3 separate regions of the Mus musculus genome follow, and all the other regions are linked to region 1. The links are chromatin loops, found by intact Hi-C in ENCODE. Cell type or tissue: heart. All regions are shown on one strand. Links, peaks and the distances in the headings refer to the core of each region. The heading gives the core; the rest is flanking DNA.

Region 1 (5,827 bases), core at 239-5,238:
AGTTTGACCTTAGCCCTCAACCTCCGAAGTGAACGGCAGTAACAGTAAACATTCTAGAATTTTCTTACCATTGGCCCCAGTTGCTCCCATCTCTCTGTCACCCAGAACAAACTTCCCCACCTCTAAACCTCAGCATCTTCATTAACTGCCTCACCGTGTCTAGTCACTATGGTTTGCACCAATGCTATCTCCCAAAGAGTGCTCTGCTTACCCAACTGGCATTACGGTGCCAGGGAAAAGTCAGCTCCCCCTGCCGTCTGTGCTGAGGGGAGACACAGCATGATTTAACAAAAAGAGAAGGGTTTGGGTTGGTTGTTTTTTTTTTTTTTTTTTTTTTCTGAAAAGTGAGCTATTTGTAGCCCCAGTTGCTTGAACAGATTTTTCTTGACATAGCTTATTTTTTTCACTCATTAACTTCTTTTCCTTATGAATTAAAAAAAAAAAGTAGCATTTCCCCCACGCAGAAGTCTTCTGTTTACTTCTCTTTGTACTACAGCCAGCTCTAGGACAGAAAAGCAAAGCAAGTGCCGCTGGAAGCCATAACGTCTTCAACAGGTAAACGCAGGTGTGCAAGTCCCCACCCTGCCACTCCTGCTGCCTCTCTGACCCTTGAGAGAGCCCATCAGAGACTGCTGTCTGTGCTTTCCCATGGGCAAAAGCCATACAGGAGTTTTGTTTAGACCTCAGCCCCTGGCTATTCCGGCCAGAGTCTATGACCTTTGTGACACTCACACTGTACACAAGGCAGACCTGGGGACGGGTCCTGCAAATCTGATAATGCCTTCATGGCCCATTTTCCTGACCTCAGCAATGTCCCCTGTGCATACAGTGTCTGTTGAGTCACAATTATTATTACTCCTCAGTACAGCATGGCAACCTCTTTCCTCTGTGAGCGACTTGAAGCCACCCCAGGACTCACAGTCATAGGTGACTAGAGTCCCAGGACAAGGGAGCAGATCCCAGCTCTCCCATAGGACTGAACAACTCAAGCTCCCCACAGATGTTTTCACATGTGGTACCAAGCCAGGTTGCCCCTAACTGCACCCTTCAAAGTCTATCTCTCAGGCCTCGGTGACACCCGCCCATTCACCTCCCACTGAGCATCTGACCAGCTGCACGTCTCCACAGCCGTTTTACCCAAGTCGAGGGCTCATCAGAATTGTTTTATAATTTATTCCTCTTCTATACACAAGCTTCTTTCCCCTCTCCTACACTTCCCTCCGGGCCAAGGCAGCCAAGCACAACCCCCTAACTAGAGGAGACCAGGAGTGTCCCTCCCATCAGTGCCCCAGGGAAGATACTTCCTTTTCCCCCCACTTTGTTTCTGCCGTTGGAGTGACAGTAACAGTCAGCTCAGGCTTAATGTCCTAGCTTTCCTTCGTGGGTTTCTCCAGACTCAGAACTGGCAAGCTCAGAAGTCCTGACATTGTGTTTCTGTCCCTGCCTCAGACTGCACATATTCCTCTAACAGAGTTCCAAATTCCCCCAAGAACGCCATGAAAAAAGTCACTGGTGAAGCCAAACCTAAGAGATGTGTAGACACTTTTACTTCTACATTGTTTTATACACAAAATGATTAGCACTTGATCACGTGTGAGTGCCCTCTCTAGATCCCAAAGATGCACCACAGTGTGTCATATGCCCCATCTGATCCTTAGGCTGTAGAAGAAAGATTTGGACAATGGAACATCCCTACCCTGGTCACAGACTCTCTGGTGAGGTTTAAGCCACCACCTGGGATGTGACAGTAACACAGAAGTTATTCACACCGTGGGTCACTTAGTCCTATCAACTTTTTGAAGATTCAGAGTCACAGCATCTTCATGCATAAATGTGGCTCTGAGCATGGACTTGTCTTTATGTGTCCCTCAGCCCCCTTCAACCCCTCTCCAGGGGGGTAGCTGGGGAGAGCACAGATCACAGAAAACCGGGACCAGAGCTGGAGCAAGGAGGGCTAAGGTGGCCTTCGGATTGTGTCCTTCTAGCCATACACCTCAAGTACTCCCATCTTACAACCACACCCTGCCTGCCGTGTGCTTTCCATCTTGCCCAGGCGTTTGTGTGTGTCCAGTGTAGAATGCCTAGCACCCAGCAGACTGCAGGAGAGCTCGGGTTCTGGACTTGTGCTCAATGTACCAAGGGTAGGGCTCCAGGTCTGCCCCTTCCAAATGCTTCTTGATGGGGTGAAAAAGGGGTCTTTATATCACCTGAACTCATTCATCGGCTGCATGAAGCACAGTCCTGGGACATGCTTTATAGAATGGCCACTCGATGGAAGGTCAGAGGCCCAGGAACCAACCGGCTTCCAGCGACAGCCAAGGGAGAACAGAGTCTAGGCCTGGGCTAGATGACAGGAAGGGGAGGGGGCGTTCCGGACGAAGCCGTGGGAATAGCCCGGCTGCACTCGCGCGGCCGGGAGAACCAAAGGCCTGGGGGGAACCACAGCGGGACGCCTCAGTCCCCGCCCCCACCGGCCTCTCCGGGTCGCGCGTGGGCGCGGCGGGCGCCGATTGGCTGGCGGGCGCGCGGGCGGGGCGGGTGGTGGCGGCGCGGAGGGGCGGGTCACCCCTCAGCCGGCCTCGGCCTCCACCGCTGGTCGCCGCGCCCCGCCCGCGCGCCCGCCGCCACACGTCCCCCGCCGGCGGCCACCATGAGCACAGGACTGCGGTACAAAAGCAAGCTGGCGACCCCAGGTGAGCCCAGAGCCTGTCCGCGTGCCCGCGCTCCTTTGTCCCCGCCGCCCGCCCGCCTCTCACCGTCTGTCTCCGTCTCTCCCCTGCCCGCCGGCCCGGACCCTCCCGGACCCGCCCGGACCCGGATCACGACCCGGACCATGCAGAGGACAAACAGGTACTGGCGTTGCGCCGCTCGGCCGGTGGTGAGATCGGACCGGCTGTCACCCATTGTGGCACCGATGCTGGTGGCGCCCAGGCGTGACCCCGCCCCCGCCGGCCGTCACCCAGTCCTTTGGCGTTAATCGATTGTCTGTAGGGGCAGCGCCGCTGCTCCTGGGGCTACGGAGGGGAAGTGTAGGCACTGCGCTTGGTTCCCTGACCTGTATAGCAGCGGCCTAGGCACCTCCCCAGAAAGGGAGGCTGGGATAAGGGCCTCTCTCCTCTAGTCCAGGGCCAGCATCCCCTTTTTAACCTGACCGGAAGGCCTCGTGCTGGGGGTCCTGGGTGAGGCTGTAGTTATGACAGGCCAGGAATGGGGGGGGGGGCCCACCAGTCTCCTGAGCAATACCATGGGGCCTCTGCTTCATGCCCATGCACCTTTGGGTGTCTCTCTTCTGTGCCTAAATTTATGCTCACTAGTCTTTGGCAGAGCATCTTCCAAGACCTGGAACTTGCAAGGCTCCCCATCTGAGTCATCCTAGCACTAGCCCTCCAAACCTTGAGTACAGCCAGGCTGTGGCCTTCCAGAGGGGGGCTAGCCTGATTTCCCCACCCCAGGGAAAGTACCAGCCTACCGGGTAACCTGTGAAAATCCAAAGGAGCTGAGGGTTGTGAAACCAGAGTGCTGTGGAAGTGGGTGACCAAAGGGATGTCCTCTGTGGCTTGAGCTAGGCCCTGTTTGAAGATGGGGTGGGGGAGGCCCAATTCTGACACCAGAAGGCTTCAGCAAGCCTTGCTGGGGATGGGTGTTCTCGCCTAGCATTGGACTCCAGAGTACTAGACCAGAGTACATCATCAGACAGAGCAAAAGCAGCTGGCAGATGGGGTGAGCCGGAGAGTCACAGTCTCCTGGCAGGGACATGCCCCGCCCAAGGCTGATGAGACTCACTGGGAGGGGCTCCCCCAGGAGAACTGCCTCCCCATCCCAGTAAGCCAGACAAAGCCCGATGGGGACACATGCTATTGTGTAAGGGAGAGGGGGGCCAGAGGCTAGGAAGGCAAGGACCTAGGCTTCTCCTGGGCCTCTGGAAGGTCTTCCAAGTCACCTGGCTGGGGTACTTGCTGCTTAGCACCATCCATGTTCTCCTGTCTGTTGCTGCTAGGATGGAGACCCCTCCCCCTTCCTGATGGAGTATGAGTCCTTCAGGCCTGCATCTGCCCATCCTCTGGTTAGCTAGGAGCCAGCCTTATGCCACTCCCTATCCCCAGGCCTGAAGGAAGAGAGCGCTGGGTGAAGGCAGATGGAGTGAGCCCCAGAACAGTGCTGGAGCTCTGGTGTCCGAGCTGGGACCTTGTGGGCCTGGGGGAACAGTGTGGAATACCTTGGTTCCCAATATGGCTGCACAGGGCCGGGCTTAACCAGGCCTCTTTCTGACTCTAACTGGGGGAGGGGGTAGAGCAGCAGTCTGGGTAGAAGGAGGTGTCTGTCTGCCCTTTGCACCCATATCTCTTCTCAGGCAGTGATGAGGACTTTGTTGGTTGTGCCTGCCGCTTCAGAGCCTAGTCATAATTCTAAGAATGGGAAGCCTCAACAGGCTCCTTCTCACGAAGAGGTGTGTTTTGCTGTGTATGGCTTCATATCCCTGAGGAATATTTGTTGAGCCTCTGGGACTAGAAAAAGGGGGTGCAAGGCTCCTCCCCTAGGGCTTCTCCAGGGAATACACAGGCTATGATGGCCTGCTTGGGTGATACTTAGACAGGCTGTTTGGCTGGGATGTCCCCTAAGCATGTACATTCCCAATGAACAAGTTGAAAGGCAGTCAGTCTAAGACCTACTAGGTCTGTTCAGCATCAGGGTATGGTTCAGCCAAGGGCATCTGTGTGCTCTTCCAGAGATGCCCGCCCTAGGTCGGAGATAGCAACCTGCCTAGGTGATGCTGGGCTGAGAGCTGTGTTTGCGGTGATTGGGGTGGAGTGGGGGGTGAGGGGGTGAGGGATAGGACTCAGTCTAAATGCTTCATGTAGGTCAGACAGGAACCAGTAGCCACTTTCTGGGAGCCAGAACTGGGAGGCTTCTTTTCAGCCCTGGGATGAATGGCTCTCCTGTTGCAGCTGTGGGCTCAGGCTCCTCCCCAGGTGCTAGTCACCCCGGGGGTGCCCATAGCAAGACCCAGGGTGGAGGCCCCTCCAGGAAGCTAAGACGGTGAGGCTTCATGGAGGAGGGGTGGTACCTGCATAGAGGAGGGAGGTCTCCTGGTCCTTTGCCCACTCTGGACAGTGGCTTGTCTAGTTTCTTGCAGCCTGGGGCTGGAGCTCTGATTCTGGTGGGGTTAGAAATGAGGACTGAGGAAAAGTTTGGTGGCTCACAGCCAATGGCTTCCCAATTCCTGGAACATCTGGTACCTAAAGTGTTGGCATGTTGTGGGCAGAAGTTTTGCCTAGCTGAGGGCTAGCTAAAGCTTCCAAGCTCTGAAGGAAGCCGGCCATCTGAACTCTGGCCACTGCATCCCAGGCACCCTTAATTTGTTTTTTTGAGATAGAGTCTATGTAGTCCTGACTGTCCTGGACTTCGCTATGTAGACCAGGCTGGCCCAAAACTCAGAGACATCCGCCTGCCTCTGCCTCTCAAGTGCTGAGATTAAAGACCTGTTCCCCTCACCCACAGCAGGGCTTAGTAGGGGAGATGCGCTCTGTCCTCAGTGCATATGAAGATGCCACGCGGGAAAGAATTTCCCCCAATCACCCGCATGTGCACAAACGCAGGGGGCGGGTAGGAAGGAGTGAGCCTCAAGGAGTGGGGAGGGGTGTGTCTGTGGGTAGTTTGGTTGCCGAGGCATGCATGGTTCAGGGTTTTCGGGTGAAGAGCAAGGAGAGGAAGGTGTTGGCTGGGGCCGCTTCCCCCGCGGTTGCATGTGAGTCCGGAGCGTTCCGCAGCGCCCTCTTGTGGGCGGCAGCGGCGCGACGTCCCAGAGGCAGAGTTCCACGACCGCAGA
Region 2 (5,827 bases), core at 231-5,230, 230 kb before region 1:
TCAGCCCCAGCTAACCAGAACCACAGAATAATCAAACTCCAAAATAGCAATGTCCCTGAAAAGAGTCTTTAATTTTCCCTCTGAAACTTCACAAGCCAGGCCTCCATCTTCTGCACTGTTCTCAACATTATCTTCCAAGCTCCTACACAACATCCGACAGAGCTCTTAACAACGGATGGATCTTCAAGCCCAAAGTTCCAAAGTCCTTCCACAGTCCTCCCCAAAACATGGTCAGGTTGTCACAGGAATACCCCACACTGCTGGTACCAATTTGCCTTAGTCAGGGTTTCTATTCCTGCACAAACATCATGACCAAGAAGCAAGTTGGGGAGGAAAGGGTTTATTCGGCTTACACTTCCATACTGCTGTTCATCACCAAGGAAGCCAGGACTGGAACTCAAGCAGGTCAGGAAGCAGGAGCTGATGCAGAGGCCATGGAGGGATGTTCTTTACTGGCTTGCCTCACCTGGCTTGCTCAGCCTGCTTTCTTATAGAACCAAGACTACCAGCCCTGAGATGGTCCCACCCACAAGGGGCCTTTCCCCCTTGATCACTAATTGAGAAAATGCCTTACAATTGCATCTCATGGAGGCATTTCCTCAACTGAAGCTCCTTTCTCTGTGATAACTCCAGCTGTGTCAAGTTGACACAAAACTAGCCAGTACAGTAGCAAAGGCACATTGGCTATCCATGTCTCTTGTCTTTTCTCAGCTCTAACACCTTGATCAGAGCTGCCAGTTCAGCTTTCTAGGCTGGCATTCCTCCCAGGCTCTGCCCATATGATCTTGGAGTCTGAGACCACTGCTGCCCCAGCATACCTCTGTCCATCCTGAATGAGGCTGTTGTCATTGGAAAACCGTGTTACCTCTGCATCCATCTGAACAATCATGCAGAGGCCCATCAATTGAGCTCAGAGTCAGGCAGCAGAGCAGCTAATCCTGGGGGCATTCAAGAAGAGAGGCTGGGGCTGAGTCATTCTGGCATCATTTTTAACCAGGAGGTCATTGCTGCACTGATGTGTAAACAGGTCAGCTTCTGCCAATTAGTGACACATTGGCCATTGGCTGATGCCAAGGTCTGGAGTCTGAGTATGCATCCTCAGGGCCAAGCAATGTCAGCTGTAGTTGGCAGAGTAAAGCCTTCTTAGTGGAGCCTCAAATAGTCCAAGACCTCTAAGAGGTCTTGTGTTTTTGTTTTATTTCTGTTGCCACTAGGAAGTTATTTTAAACTGATGAAGAGACTTTATCCTCAGGTTTAGCAAGACATAATGTTGAACTTTATTAATTATCAACAAAAAGGCTGGTAGGTTTCCCTTTTACTTTTAGGGTTACCCTGGCCTTGGAGAGGGGGCACTTTTGATCTTATGGCCCCTCTTATCTACTTCTCTGTTTTAGGCATCTCTTACAGTCTTCTGGTTTGGCTTTGGCTGCTAACAGATCTTTGCTAGGTCTAGAGTCTGTTCCTTTTGTCCTCTCCTCTGCTTCTCCTTTGCAGTCTCTCTTCTATTAAATACTCTCTCTGCCACTATCATTAGATCTCTCAGACTTTTTCTTTTTTCCTAACCTCTCAATCTTCTGGAGCTTTTTCTTAAATATCTGGTGCTTCCTGATTAATAAAGCTAGAGTGATGGCTGCCTTTGCTTCTGGTGGTTTAGGGTCCATGGGGGTGTACTGTCAAAATGTCCCCATGACCCTCTCTAAAAAAGTTTTATTCCTGTCTAATATCATACACTCTGGCCAAATTTGTGGGCTGTCTTGTGGCCACCTTGAGACCTGCCAGCAAAGCCTGACAGTAGACTAAGAGCCTCTTCTTACCTTCAACAGAGTTAAAATACCAGTCTGAGCTAGATAGTGGAAAGCAAGCATTTGGGGGGGGGTCTTCTGTGGGGCCAGGAACCCGCTTCCTGGCCTATTCTGTGGTGAAGGGAACCTGTAGAATGTGGTAGACATAGCCTGTCTCATGTTAATATGTCCGTCAAAGCCACTTTGTCAAAGTCATCTCATCAAAGTCACCTGTCAAAATCATTTTATCAAGCTCATCTTGTCAAAGTCACCTCATCAAAGTCATGTAACAAGAGACACAAACACAACATACAAAAACACAAATAAAACCTTTCCTGTCTTTCAAGCAGAAAGAAGAAACAGCCAGAAAGTGTCACTCATGAAAAAGACCTCTCTATGCCACCCAAAACACAAGTCCAACCTTTTCTCTCTACCAGGCAGAAATGGGAAATAACCAGAAAGTGATGCACACCCACAAAAAATTAACCTGATTGGTGGGAGTCTCTCAGCTCCTCTGAGCCCACACCTATCCCAGACCAAGACTCAGGATGTCTCCTGGCCCCACCATAAGCCATGGCTCTCAGATACATCTATCCTAACTGCAACCTGCCACAGAAACAAATTCAAGGCCTTGTACCCAGAAGGATATGACACCGTTTAGAATCAATGAACAGAAAAAGGTACAACCAGAAACAAAAATCAACCAAAACCAGGGGGAAAAAAATACAGCCAGTAGTAACAAAAACCAACCAGAAGGTGGCACTCACAGCAGATGGATGTAGTGCCACTCAATCTGTGAACAGAGGCAACCAGCAACAAAAACCAAAACCAGAAAAAAATATAGCCTGTAGTAACAAGAACCAACCAGAAGGTGGTGCTCACAGAAGACTAATGTGGTCACTCAGACCTGGAAAAAAGGGATACAGCCCATAGTAACAAGAAACAACCAGAAGATGGTACTCTCTCACACACACACACACAGAACAACAACAATCCTCAGTACTGCACAAATATTTACTCAGACCTGGAAAAATCACTATGGCAACATAAGTCATTTATAATACACAAGTTTGTCATGATCTGTAGATCTCACAGAAAGTTTCTAACATTCAGACAAATTAGGCACCACCCAGATCACAAGCTTTTGTGCCACTGAATAATAAAAGAATTTCTGGGGGTATCGCCAATCCAGATTTCAAGTTCTTCTACAGAGGTATAGTAATAAAAACAGCTTGGTATTGGCATAAAAACAGACATGCAGATCAATAGAATCAAATTGAATATCTAGACATAAACCCACATATCTATGGACACCTGATTTTTTACAAAAAAAGCTAAAAATACACACTGTGTATTTCAACAAATTGTGCTAGTCAAAATGGATGGCTGGATCCAGTTTGGAATTCACTCTGTAGACCAAGACGACCTTGAACTCAGAGATCAGCCTGCCTCTGTCTCCCAAGTGTTGGGATTAAAGGCATATGCCACCACTACCCAGCTGTTAACACTAACCTTGGAAGGCTGAGTCAGGAGCATTTTGAGTCAGGAGAAATTGCATAGAAGAATGTAAATAGATCCATATTTATCACCCTGCACAAAACTGAACTTTTAATTGGGTCAAGGACCTTAACATAAGAGCAGATATACTAAACCTGATAGAAGAGAAGTGGGGAAATAATCTTGAACTTATTGACACAGGAAAAGACTTTCTAAACAGGCACTAAGATCAACAATTAATAAATGGTGATGTGCCAGGAAGTGTTTATGAATCCAAAAGACCACCAAGGAGCCATCTCTGACATAATAGCATTAGAGTCTCTTTATTACAAGCTCAGGCTTGGGCTCTCTTCCAACCCAACCCCGACACAAGAGGGCAGGAAGGGAAGGTGGAGCCACCTTGAACCCTCAACAAGACAAGTTTTTATAGGAAAATAGGAGCAAGTGATGTTGGAGTTCGTCAGAAGACCCTTACTCAGAACGACCTCAGAGACAGCCGCCATCGCTGCAAAACACATGAGGATTTTTATTGATCCAACATGTTGGGGACTCCCCTCCCAGCACACAGGCCAGAGGAGAGACCCAGAACAAAGAAAGAACACATTTTTTATACCTTTGTAAGGGGCATATTTGAGCAACAGGGTTCTCATTGGTGTAGCAAGTAACCCTTTCAGGCGTTGGTTGGTTTGTATAGGATGACTAAGTAACCCTTTGGCCTAATGACTCACTTTGCTTGCCCCCATGGTGGGTTATTATGATTTGGTCAGCAAAGTAATAGTACATTTTGAACTTATGGATCAGCTATTAACATCAGGGGAATTCTTGCAACAAGGTCAGGGTGGTTTATGGTCTTTGTGAGAATTCAGTGTGGGGGGGGGGCAGGAGAATTGCTAATCTTGTTATGGTTATTTCTCAGAGAACAGCTATTGTTTTGGTAGTTGCAAGCTTAATCATTTTGACCGCGAAAACTATGTTTTTACATTTGTTTAGTCAGCCAGCTTTCTTATCTGGCTCTGCACTTGGCCTGCTTGTGCAGTTTGGAAAGTCCTTTTCGAAGGGGGAAGGTACTGGGTGGTCTTCAATTCATTTTGGATATTACAGTGAGAGGGTGAGGGAGGTGGTGTCCAGTCTGTCAAGCATCTCATAGAATGACTGTAAGCCAACAGGTGGGTGCTCTGAAGCAAGAGTGTATAGAGTCACAAGCCATCTGAAACAATCAGACTAATCTTTGATTAACTGTTGCTAGGTGGGGGGTGGGTGGGTATGGGGGACTTTTGGTATAGCATTGGAAATGTAAATGAGCTAAATACCTAATAAAAAATGGAAAAAAAAACTGTTGCTAGGAAGTAGCTAGGGAGTAACTCTGGCCAGGGACAAGCTGTGGGGTCCTTCCTGGTACTTCGATGCAGCTTGGGTTCTGCTGTAGGTCAAGTTCTCAGGCTCTTTTTATTTTTTATTTTTCTTTTCTTTAAGATGGAGGCCAGTCCCAGGATGGAATAGGTTTGGCCTCTCAATGGGACCTTGTGAAACTGGGATGCTTCTGTATGGCAAAGGACACCATCACTTGAACAAAGTGGCAAGTTACAGAATTGGAGAAGGTCTTTACCAATTGCTTATCCTATAGAGGGTCAATAATACATAAAATGCATAAAGATCTCAAAAAATAGCCAGGCAGTGTTGACAGTGCCTTTAATCCCAGCACTCTGGAGGCAAAGGCTCCTGATCTCTGAGTTCAAGGTCAGCCTGCTCTACAGAGCAAGTTGTAGGACAGCCAGGACTATACAGAGAAACCCTGTATTGAACAACAAAACAAACAAAAGAACTAAAAAAAAAAATCAAAAAACAAAAAATTTAACATCAAGGCTGGAGTGGATAAAAGCACTGGCTGTTCTTCCAGAGGACTGGGGTTCAATTCTCAGCACCCACATGGCAGCTCACAATTCTCTGTAAGTCCAAGATCTGACACCCTCACACAGACACCAAAGCAAAAGAGCAATACACATGAAATTCAATATTAAAAAAAAAAAAAACCCTGAACATCAAGAAAACAAATAACCCAATTTAAAAATGGGGCACAGTGGGCTGAAGAGACAGTTCAATGGTTAAGAACACTGACTGCTCTTCCAGAGATTCTGAGCTCAATTCCCAGCAACCACATGGTGGCTCACAACCATCTGTAATGGGATCTGATGCCCTCTTCTGGTGTGTCTGAAGATAGGAACAGTGTACTCACATTAAATAAATAAATAAATAAATAGATAAATAAATAAATAAATAAATAAATGGCTGAGAAACACTTTAAAACTGTAACTGTTCAAAGCCAGCCGTGGTGGCATATGCCTTTAATCCCAGCACTAGGGAGGCAGAGGCAGGCAGATTTCTGAGTTCGAGGCCAGCCTGGACTACAGAGTGAGTTCCAGGACAGCCAGGGCTATACAGGGAAAGCCCTGTCTGGAAAAAAAACAAAAAACAAAAAACAAAAACCCAAAAACAAAAACAAAAACTGTTCAAGATCCCTAGCCATCAAGAAATACAAATTAAATCTGTTT
Region 3 (5,827 bases), core at 231-5,230, 180 kb before region 1:
CTGGAAGACCCGGGGAATCGGGTGGTCAAACATGTTGAAAGAAAACTAGGAGAAAGAAAGAAAGAAATGGTATTATTATTAAAACAAAGAAACAAAGGCACTGTAAAAAAAAAAGAGGCTGGTCATCAAGTCCTGAATCCCGGTGACCTTGACTTAGCCTCCCACATAACAAATGTACACAAATGTGCACTGTATCTACCTCAAAGGTATGTTTCTTTAGGCCAAGCACTAACATAGCAAGTCATCAGTGCGTATAAATGTGGTCAAAGAACACAGCAAACTAAAATCTCAACTAACCAGAATGTTCTTTTGACCACCTCGGCGGCACGGTGAACCTCAAATCCTTCTTGTGCCTCCCAAACTCATCCCTCAGGTCCAGTTTCTATTATCTATAGACAGTGCAACTTTACTAAATATAAAACCAGGCCTTCCCCTCCTATTCTTCTGCTACTATTCCCTATTCTCAAGATGGATCAAGGCTGGGCCTTACATACACTTCACAGAGACTCATTACTGACCATCCACCATCTCCTAACCTAACGTTTCTGTCTCTGGACTTGTAACTCCACCTGGAGCCCTTTCCCCACCATCCTTAACTTAGAAGCCACCTCTTTTCCTGAGTGCCTACCATTTGTGTGGCTCCAATCTGGACTTTAGGGGATATCACTTTAGTAATGTTTGGGTACTGCAGGCAGATATCACCTCTGCCCTGGGGAACTTGATATGAAAGACAAGGAAGATAACAATAAAATACCTATGTCTAGGAGTTTTAAAGACAAGAAACAGGTATCGGGACAGAGAGCACCCGAGAATGGATGTTAACCAAGTGTTCAGGAGGAGACCCTCATTAAAGACCTACATGTCTGAGTGTCAACTGGGCAAGAAACCCAAAAGAGCATTGCAGGTGGTGAAAAGCAGATGCCCATGTATGTATTCCTCCACCTGGCTTTCAGTAACAATGCTTTTTCTTCTTCAGCAAGCCTCCCTTGCTTTGGCAGGGGTCAGAGTTAGTGCTTCTCCTGGTGCTCACAGCACAGAACAGACCTGCACACTGCATATCAAGTATTTTCTCATACCAGCCAGCAAAGTCAAGACACGAAGAACTACATCCAAGACAGTCTGCTGACCTTCACATGCACATACGGGCTCACATACCCACCCGAAGGCTTCTATTCTCAAGCCCACGTGCACACCAACATCCCCCACCAATAAACTGTTCTTCAGTTACTAGTACACAAGTTTTCAGTCTTTTTTTTTTTTTTTTTTGGTTTATTCGAGACAGGGTTTCTCTGTATCGTCCTGGCTGTCCTGGAACTCACTTTGTAGACCAGGCTGGCCTTGAACTCAGAAATCTGCCTGCCTCTGCTTCCCTAGTGCTGGGATTAAAGGCGTGCTTCAGTCTTTTATCTTTTTCTTTAAGTACCAGAACTGTGTGACTCAGTCTTAGGTGCATAACCCACAAAGCCCTTTTTTGAGCCATGGGGTTGGGGGGTGGGGGGTGTGTGCTCGTCAAAGCATCTTCACCTATGCCATCCATCTAACCTACTGCTTCTCTCTGGAACATAAACAACGTACATGAAGTATGCAACACCCGAACGGTATCCTTCCAACTCAGCCACCAATGAACATGAGCTTCTATCATCCATGTTACTTCCTTTAAAGCTTTTATGCCTAACACATCAAACACTCAGTGCTGGTTATGTAAATGAACTTAGACAGGGACTTACTGTGACACTCAGGATAAAAATCTAATAATCACTTCTTGTTTTTAACAAACAAACAAATGGCACGGAGTCAACACTATATACAGGAGTGATGAGACATCACTGCAGCCGGATGGACTTGACTTCCAACCTCTGAGCCTCACTTTCCTGAGTACCACCTCTCTAAGTTTTAGTTCTACCGGTAAATATAATAACTACGTACCTATGTTCCATGGGGAATGCAGGAATTAAATAAGTATACGTTGATAGAAAAAAGGCGCACTACATATTACCTATTGTCGTTATCACAACGTGATGAACACAACGTGACATACAGCCTAAGACATGATTTCTACTAAATAAAAGGTCAGGGAACTTTGGCTGAGCTTAATGTCCTTCGTTTTCTCCTCCCTCGCGCCACTCCCCCAAGAAATCTCCAGTTAACTCCGAGTTCATGGAAACTTGTTGCGTGTCGAGCACTTATGAGAACTATCGACATAAAGTAGCAGGTTCCTTTTTACTCTCGGGGCTGCTGTCCCGCCGAAAGGCATTCGAGTCATGACTCGGACAAGCTAAGAAGAAAAGAGGTGGCTCGTAATTATGGGTCCCACTTGGGACAGAAGCTCTCGGGACAGTGTCGGGGCCCGACGCAGGCCCGGGTGACTCGGCACCTCCGCCACCAGGTCCAGGCCCTCCCTGCCAGCTCCAGGGGCAACTCTGGCATCATCCGGTTCGCGATCCCCGGTCAACTCACCATGACTGACAGCGTTTGGTGATGCCGCTTCTTTTCCTGAACCTTACAATAAAAACCCACAGCTCCCTCTTTGCAGTCCAGGCCACTGCTCTGAAACCCAGAAACCGCGAGAGGCTCGCCGGAAGTGACGGAACACCGCAGGGGATGGGGTACGGAGGCCTGAAGTCAGCGGCGGAAAAACAGAAAGTCATGGGAAGGCCTGAGGTTTGAATATTACTTAAAGTAAACATTAAAACACTTGATAATTGATTTCACAGGATAGCGACTGTTTATAATGTTTAGATAGTACTCTCTTCCAAACAACTTGATAGGAGCCGTTCTCCTTACGGACTACAATACCCAGAATGCAGCTAGAGTTTCCGGCGTTGATCCCGGCCATCATGGATTCGGGCGGAAGTAATCTATAGCTCACTCTAATTCGACGAACCGTGTATTGGAAACTTATTGGAAACACATTCAAATAATGTGTGACTGAATTTACTTTATGTCTAAGAGTATATTGTTTTCTAAGTATGCCAGGGTCAGATAATAGACCTTCCTTCCCGAAGTAAAGATGTCTGCCAAACATAGGTGGTTTTGGGTGACTGGACGTTAGCGTCAACACCGGCAACAAGGTTCGCAGCCTGAGGAAAGATGTTTCATTTTTTGAGGGACGGGCGGGTCTTATCCAGCTGCGAATAGCAGAGCATTATTGGCTGTCCCCAGTAGGAACCAATCAGAAAGGAGGAAAGGCTAAGAATTATTGGCTGCTGGCGTGGACCAATCAGAAGAGCTGTGATTTGGCGGGAGTCTTGACGACCTCCGGGGCTGTCCGTGTCTCAGCGCCAGTTCTAGGTATCCGCCGCTGTGGCTATGTTCGTGACCGATTTCCGCAAGGAGTTCTACGAGACGGTCCACAACCAGGTGACTCCCATTCCACGATCCTGATCCAAACCTTATCTGGGGGCTGGGGAGAAGAGGGCGAGTGTCCGTGGATGGGCCGGGAGGTCAGAGAGTTGCCACAGAGTTTAGCGTCCCTGTGTTCAACTCATCTGTCCACGTTTGCTTCTACAGAGGGTCCTTCTCTTTGTGGCCTCGGACGTGGATGCCTTGTGTGCTTGCAAGATCCTCCAGGTGAGCTTTGAATACCTTAGGAAGGTAGGACAGGAGGGAGAGGTGACAGATCAGGGTTGGCCCCAGCAGGGGGTAGGTCACAGAAGGGGAGGGACCAGAAGGAGCAGGCAGGAGGTGAGGAACCCAAAATATCCTCTCTGACCTATACTGGAGCTAGAGAGAAGTATAGTGCAAACAGTGAGACAAGTACGTAGTGTTTTATACAGTAACCCAAGTGAAAATGGTTTCACTTCTGAAATCTTTGAATTTGTAAATGACCTCTCAAAGATGGAATTTGAGAGAGGAGATGTGACAGTGGGGAGTGGTATAATAGGGAGTGCAGGAAATACAGGAGCCCCGAGTCTATTAGAGAAGATTGTTAGTTTGGGCTCTGACCATAGTGTGGTTTGTTTTTTTGTTTTTGTTTTTTCAAGACAGGGTTTCTCTGTGTAGCCCTGGCTGTCCTGGAACTCACTTTATAGACCAGGCTGGCCTCGAACTCAAATCCATCTCCCTCTGCCTTCCGAGTGCTGGGATTAAAGGCGTGCGTGCGCCACCACACCCGGCTCATAGTGTGGTTTTTACAATGTGCTGGGGTTAGGAATTTTTCAGAACCCCTGTAATTAAAATTAGGGTATTTTTTTTCTCTTAATGTTTTACTTTGGCACACTGTACAGATTCAGATTGAATTCTTGCTCACAGCCTTGCCACGTAGCTTCTCCTATTGACCTTTTACCAAACAGCATATCACATAGATCTTTGTCTCAACTCAACTAGTCTGCTTCTGGTGATTGCAGGTAAGTTATCTTTAATGAGGGTTTCTGACCACATGCTCTCTCTCCAGGCCCTGTTTCAGTGTGACCACGTCCAGTATACGCTGGTTCCGGTTTCTGGGTGGCAAGAACTTGAAACTGCATATCTTGAACATAAAGAGCAGGTATGAACTAATGAATTGGAGAATAATTAGGCCACTCTACTCAGTGGCAGGTTCTTAATACTTAGCATTTGTCCAGTTCTGAAGTAGGAGAAGGGTGTTTTTGAAGTATCAGTTTTATTAGGCTTAAAGTTATGGTGGCGGAATCAACATTTGCCAAGGAACCACCAATTTAAGGTAGGTTTGAACTACATCTAGCAAGACTGAGGCCAGCCTGGGCTACACGACAAGATCCTGTCTCAAAAATAAAAACAGTTTAGTTGTGGGCAGCACCTACTCTGACCTCACTTGTTGTTTCCATTTATTTATTTATTTTGTATCCCATATCAGCCTCCTTCCTCCTAGTTACCCCCCCCCACAGTACCTCCTCCTATTCCCTTTTCTGAGAAGGAGAACCACCCCCCCTTACAGGGTGTTACCCCCCCCACCCCCACCCTCCCAGCTCATCAAGTCACTGCAGGACCTCTCCCACTGAGGCCAGACAAAACAGCCCAGTTAGGGGAATGGAATCCACATAAAGGCAACAGAGTCAGAGCAGCCCCCTCTTGAGTTGTTGGGGATCCACGTGAAGATGAAGCTGCACTTGCTACATATGTGTGCAGGGGGAGTGGGGGGCAGCAGGCTAGATCCAGCTCATGCTTGCTCTTGGGGAGGGGGTTCAGTCCTAACCTCACTTATTTCATTAGGATACACTACTGCTCTATGTTATCTCTAGAAAATGCATTCCAGTTATCAAACACGTTTTCACTTTGGAATTAAACGGTAGAACCAAGACTCCTTACCTCTGCCTGGGACCAGATGAGAATGGGTTATTGAAGGCCCTATAGGGAATGGGTAGGGCATGTCAAAATGCATTTGGAGTCCCTGGCTGCTTCTAGGATGACTTGGAAGAGATTCATTTATAATTTGAAGTACTTATATCAGTCGAGTTTTTTACCTCCAGTATTTTGAGACAAGATCTTATTTGCTAGCCGAGGACAATCCTCCTTCCTTGGCCTTCAAAGTGTTGTATTACAGGTGTGAGCCCATAGGCAGGCAATTTGGTGTTACTAAGGAAAGGTTTTACCTATAGTGATTGTTTGATAAAGGATCTAATATTGAGGAGGCCACGTGAGGCTGCCCAAGATTTACTGCAAGCCTAACCCACACAGTGCTGGTGATGTGGTAAGCTGTAGGGGACATTGCAGCAACATTTTGGCATTGAGCAACAGCCCGCGAGACTGGTATGTGTGTGTGTGAAGTCCTGCTCCTGTTCTTCATTAGCTATTTGTGTACAAGTCTTGAGTTTGCAGAGCCTCGGCGTGCTCTTCAGGAAGCAAGAAGAGCCCCAGAACCTATTTTACA

What was found. Hi-C counts contacts between places; a loop is a spot of excess contacts. Peaks named below come from ENCODE experiments on the same cell type or tissue, not always from the same donor. Only the 100,000 strongest peaks of a DNase experiment are listed, where the experiment ranks them.
Region 2: a loop joins it to region 1, with 3 times the contacts of the local background. A loop is called at or near these places in 4 of 42 quality-filtered maps.
Region 3: a loop joins it to region 1, with 3 times the contacts of the local background. A loop is called at or near these places in 2 of 42 quality-filtered maps.

Annotation. Positions count from the first base shown.
Region 1 is chr16:18,626,674-18,632,500 of GRCm38, reverse strand. Septin5 (septin 5) reads left to right here and starts at 2,563. Exons shown (of 12, transcript NM_213614.2): 1 at 2,563-2,693; 2 at 2,840-2,850. The coding sequence starts at 2,651. In heart, for the core only: no CTCF peak of the experiment used is centred there; DNase peaks (open chromatin) are centred at 2,500, 2,900, 3,630 and 5,140; H3K4me3 peaks cover 1,834 bases; H3K27ac peaks cover 966 bases; H3K27me3 peaks cover 3,783 bases.
Region 2 is chr16:18,855,564-18,861,390 of GRCm38, reverse strand. No RefSeq gene overlaps it. Among named protein-coding and RNA genes, the nearest start is that of Mrpl40, 18 kb to the left of the region's middle. In heart, for the core only: a CTCF peak has its summit at 2,603 (motif pointing right); a DNase peak (open chromatin) is centred at 1,000.
Region 3 is chr16:18,809,048-18,814,874 of GRCm38, reverse strand. It overlaps Cdc45 (cell division cycle 45), which reads left to right and starts at 2,903. Exons shown (of 19, transcript NM_001358206.1): 1 at 2,903-3,360; 2 at 3,511-3,570; 3 at 4,394-4,486. The coding sequence starts at 3,310. It overlaps Ufd1 (ubiquitin recognition factor in ER-associated degradation 1), which reads right to left and starts at 2,581. Exons shown (of 12, transcript NM_011672.4): 1 at 2,458-2,581; 2 at 1-45. The coding sequence starts at 2,460. In heart, for the core only: CTCF peaks have their summits at 2,387 and 3,249; DNase peaks (open chromatin) are centred at 2,574 and 3,144; H3K4me3 peaks cover 3,160 bases; H3K27ac peaks cover 2,074 bases.